2 separate regions of the Homo sapiens genome follow, and region 2 is linked to region 1. A link is a loop called in an ENCODE intact Hi-C map of the cell type or tissue named here. Cell type or tissue: testis. All regions are shown on one strand.

Region 1 (2,500 bases):
CAAGACTCCGTCTCAAAAAAAAAAAAAAGAAAAAAGAAAATGGGTGATGGAGCTTTCTAGTCAAAATACTGATGCAGGAAATCTCCACTGGGCTGGACTGAAGAAAGTGTAAAGGACATCAGACGTTCCTCTCAATGTGACTTAAGAGGACAGAATTGTGGAGTATTTTCAAATAGCCTTGGGATGCCCTTCTAAACCTCAGGGGTGACCGACCACCCACCCTTATCCCCCAAGATTCACTCGCTGGGCCGTGCCTCCCAGACAGCTTCTCATCTTGGAAACAGTCTCAGAGTCCCTTTTGTGTTTGGAAGTAGAAACCTGGTGCCCACAGGCCTGACAGCGCCTGGCACTGAACGATGCGGCCCAGCCTCCTCTGACCAGTATCTCGGGGAGAATCAGGACTGGCCCAGTTGAGCCAGCTTAAGTGCCTGATTTTCTCTCTTCCATGTGGGCAGCCTGGCTAGCAGACCTATGGGAGGAGCCGCACATTTGTAATGCTGAGTCACTTCCTTTGAAGCGGGTCCCTGGGAAGAAGACGCAAGAGGACCCCCTGCCGACAGCCAGGCACCCTTCGTCACCCTCTGACCTGCTCCTCAGTCCCGTCTTTCAAAAACGCTTTGACGAAGAGCAAAGGGACTTTCATATGAAAGAGGGGTGTCTGCGCACGTCCATGCAGGATTTTACGTAGATTGACTATTTAAACATTGCTGCAGATTTAAAAACACAGTCAGGCATAGACCCAGCAGCCTGGTGCTTCATGCAGGTTCCACTACAAGAGACCTTAGCGTCTCTCAAGTGTTGAGTACTTTGCCCGTCCTGAATGCCTTCGGGAACTCTGAAAAGCGCATTATCACCGGTGGCTTATGTACATTCTTTCTTAACCCCCTCCTACAATTTTAAACAAGAGCCTTTTCCAAACAGCTGCGCAGGCGGCCAGCGTTCCTTATCTCTGTGTGGGCAGGCTGCTGCTTTACATTGTTTTTGTTTTTGTTTTTGTTTTGTTTTGTTTTTAACTGAGTCCCACAGTTAGCAACTTGATAGTTGCTGCCTCATCAGTTTAGAAATTGAAAGGTGACCTGGATAAGTAATGCTCAGCTTTGTAAAAGGTGGCAGTTTCTTCAAGCCAGATGAACCCTGGATACTGTTCACAGCACACTGGTGTTGACCCTGACGCTTGCGGCTGGCTTTGTTTGCACTTGGTCGTCTCCAGTAGAAAAACCGAGGCTCACGGTTTTAAGCCCAGAACTGATCGTGAAGCCGGTCCATTAAGCTCTGGGTGGATAATGCACGCTCTCTGCGACTCCCGCCTGCCGGAGCAGGGGTGGAATTGCTCCTTCCGTTGTCAGATCTTCTAGGCAGTGGCAGGGAATCATCTTGAAAATGTCTGCATAGGTGGTTGCCGTGCTATTTCAGTCTTCCAGTGTGTCATTTGAGAGGTGGCAGATCCCACCTGGGTGCCACAGCAGTTGCCCTGGCAGACAGGAAGTAGCCGTGTCTGTCTGGAGCCTGCGTGGGAGATGGCATCAGCGGCACTTGTCTGGGGATATTTATATCTCTTCTGTTCTCACACACAGTAGAAAGACAACTGACGGCTGGGCACAATGGCTCTCGCCTGTAATCCCAGCAGTTTGGGAGGCTGAGGCAGGTGGATCACCTGAGGTCAGGAGTTCGAGACCAGCCTGGCCAACGTGGTGAAACCCCGTCTCTACTAAAAATGCAAAAAATTGGCCAGGCGCGGTGGCTCACGCCTGTAATCCCAGCACTTTGGGAGGTCAAGGCAGGCGGATTACGAGGTCAGGAGATCGAGACCATCCTGGCTAACACAGTGAAACCCCGTCTCTACTAAAAATATAAAAAATTAGCCGGGCGTGGTGGCGGGCGCCTGTAGTCCCAGCTACTCGGGAGGCTGAGGCAGGAGAATGGTGTGAACCCAGGAGGCGGAGCTTGCAGTGAGCTGAGATCGTGTCCCTGCACTCCAGCCTGGGCGACAGAGTGAGACTCCCTCTCAAAAAAAAAAAATAAATAAAAAATGCAAAAAATTAGCCGGGCGTGGTGGTGGGCGCTCGTAATCCCAGCTACTCAGGAGGCTGAGACAGGAGAATTGCTTGAACCCAGGAGGCTGAGGTTGCGGTGAGCTGAGATCCTGCCATTGCACTCCAGCCTGGGTGACAGCGAGACTCCCTCTCAAAAAATAAAATAAAATAAAATAAAGAAATAGAAAGACAAGTGACTTCCAAATAAGCCAAAGTCTCAGTTCCTAAGTGTCCTGATAAAAGCATCGAAACTGCTCTCTGGGGCCCAGGTTTGAGAGTTACGGTCCAGTTACTTAGACACACAGACACGCACCTTCCCTGGGTGTTGGCGTCTTCTTGAGTCTCCTCCTGCACCTCACACCCGCTCCTCCTCCTGTTGCAGGTGTACCTTCCGGTTTCCCAGCACGGCCATCAAGATCCAGTTCACGTCGCTCTATCACAAAGAAGAGGCCCCAGCCTCCCCGCTG
Region 2 (2,500 bases), 60 kb before region 1:
ATTTTTGGTAGTGACAGGGTTTCACCGTGTTGGCCAGGCTGGTCTGAAACTCCTAACCTCAGGTGATCACCCATCTGAGCCTCTCAAAGTGCTGGGATTACAGGTGAGAGCCACTGGGCCCGGCCTCGTTTTAACTTTTTGAGGACCCTGCATGCTGTTTCCCACAGAGGCTGCCCTGTGTTCCATTCCCACCAACAGTGTGTGTAAATGCCTTTGCAGGAAATCAGTATCTCCTGCATCCCTCTGCTTCTCTGCACCTCTCTCCTTTCACCTCTCTCGCTGGTCTCCAGCTTCCTGAGCAACCTCCGCCATCACTCTGACCTATTTCCAGTTCAGGATCCCCATGGCCGCTAGAGTGATTGCATTTCAGATACTGCATGTCGGTGTGCCTGCTGTCTTGCACGTAAAGCCCCTCAGTGGCTTCCCATTGCTCTAGGATCAGCCCCAGATCCTATAGGACCCACCTCAGCCCTTCTTCCCTCCTGGTTCAGCTGAACATGGCCACTCGGTTCCACACACAGTGACCACCTGCCTACCCCTCCACGGCCCATACTTCCTTCTGTATCACACAGAGTTCCCTGGCAGGGGCACTACCCTCACAGTCTCACACCACTTCCCTAATCAGGCATCCCTTAGACCTCAAGGAGGAGCCCCCTGACTCTGTTTACCATCCCCCCCACCTCAATCAAGCAGGTACTCAAGTTACTGCTCCTGCTAAAAATGCGTTCCTTGGCCGGTCACGGTGGCTGACGCCTGTAACCCCAGCACTTTGGGAGTCCGAGGCAGGTGGATCATGAGGTCAAGAGATCGAGACAACCCTGGCCAACCTGGTGAAACCCCATCTCTACTAAAAATACAAAAATTACCTGGGCATGGTGGCACACACCTGTAGTACCAGTTACTTGGGAGGCTGAGGCAGGAGGATTGCTTGAACCCTGGAGGCAGAGGTTGCAGTGAGCCGAGATCGCACCACTGCACTCTAGCTTGGCAACAGAGCGAGACTCTGTCTCAAAAAAAAAAAAAAAAAAAAAAAAAAAAAGCTTTCCTTGCCTCCCAAACACTTATCTCTGCATGCACATATTCAAGGCTGAGAGATGAGATTAATACCTATTTCAGCCCCAGACTGGAGCGTGGGTGTGCAGGTCAGGGAAGCTCCTGCCTTAGACAGGCCCAGTCTCTCGTTTACACTTGCACGTCACCATGCACCAGTCCCTCACCGGATGTATCACAGCTGTGACTTGATTTTACTTTTTCTAGGATGTGTCTTTGATTTATGTCTGCATCTCCCCCTCAACTATAAGCTCCACCAGGGAGGGAACTGTGTCTCCTTTCCCACCCTTAATAATTCGTAAATGAGGGAAATGTGGAAACTGCACCGCCTTTTTAGGGGAACCTGAACTGGCAATGGAGGACCAGGCTACTGAAGTCCGAAAGGGATCCCAATGATGCCCACGTTTGCCACTCCCTGTTTTCAGCTAAGATTTCTCTCTGGGGCATTCTCTCAGATCTGTCTTAGCTGGATCTAGCATATTGAATGAGTGAAGGGCTCCAGAAAGAAAGAGAGATAGGCTGGGCGTGGTGGCTCACGCCTGTAACCCAGCATTTGGGGAGGCTGAGGTGGCAGACTGCTTGAGCCCCAAAGTTGAACACCAACTTGGGCAATATAATGAGACCCTGTCTCTATAAAAAAATTGAAAAAGGCCAGGTGAGGCGGCTCCCGCCTGCAGCCCCAGCACTTTAGGAGGTCGAGGCAGGTGGATCACCTGAGGTCAGGAGTTTGAGACCAGCTTCACCAACATGGTTGAAACCCCGTCTCTACTAAAAATACAAAAATTAGCTGGGTGTGGTGGCAGATGCCTGTAATCCCAGCGACTTGGGAGGCTGAGGCAGGAGAATCGGTTGCAGTGAGCCGAGACTGCACCATTACACTCCAGCCTGGGTGACAGATTAAGACTCTGCCTTAAAAAAAAAAAAAATTAAAAATTAGTCGGGCATGGTGGCTCATAGTCCCAGCTACTTGGGAGGGTGAGGTGGGAAAATCACCTGAGCCCTGAAGGTTGAGGCTGCAGTGAGCTATGATTGTACCACTGCACTCCAGCCTGGGTGACAGAGTGAGACCCTGTCTCAAAAGAAAAAGACAAGAAAGAGAGAGAAGGAAGGAAGGGAGGGAGGGAGGGAAAGAAAGGAAGGAAGGAAGGAAGGAAGGAAGGAAGGAAGGAAGGAAGGAAGGAAGGAAGGCAGGCAGGCGGCCGGGCACGGTGGCTCCCGCCTGTAATCCCAGGACTTTGGGAGGCTGAGGCGGGCAGATCACCTGAGGTCGGGTTTTCAGGACTAGTCTGACCAACACGGAGAAACCCCATCTCTACTAAAAAAATACAAAATGAGCCGGGCCTGGTGGTACATGACTGTAATCCCAGCTACTTGGGAGGCTGAGGCAGGAGAATTGCTTGAATCCAGGGGGTGGAGGTTGCGTTGAGTCGAGATTGCGCCATTGCACTAC

Evidence for each region. A loop is a pair of places that touch in the nucleus more often than their neighbours do. Peaks named below come from ENCODE experiments on the same cell type or tissue, not always from the same donor. Only the 100,000 strongest peaks of a DNase experiment are listed, where the experiment ranks them.
Region 2: it touches region 1 in a loop (2.3-fold over the local background); 99 of 110 quality-filtered maps call a loop at or near these places.

Annotation. Positions count from the first base shown.
Region 1 is chr7:4,738,423-4,740,922 of GRCh38, forward strand. It overlaps FOXK1 (forkhead box K1), which reads left to right. Exons shown (of 9, transcript NM_001037165.2): 2 at 2,416-2,500. Among named protein-coding and RNA genes, the nearest start is that of AP5Z1, 36 kb to the right of the region's middle. RefSeq lists enhancers at 1-1,123, 1,363-1,916, 1,917-2,471. In testis, a CTCF peak has its summit at 1,319; DNase peaks (open chromatin) are centred at 470 and 1,509; H3K27ac peaks cover 1,744 bases.
Region 2 is chr7:4,678,438-4,680,937 of GRCh38, forward strand. No RefSeq gene overlaps it. Among named protein-coding and RNA genes, the nearest start is that of FOXK1, 2.6 kb to the right of the region's middle. In testis, no CTCF peak of the experiment used is centred here; a DNase peak (open chromatin) is centred at 1,144.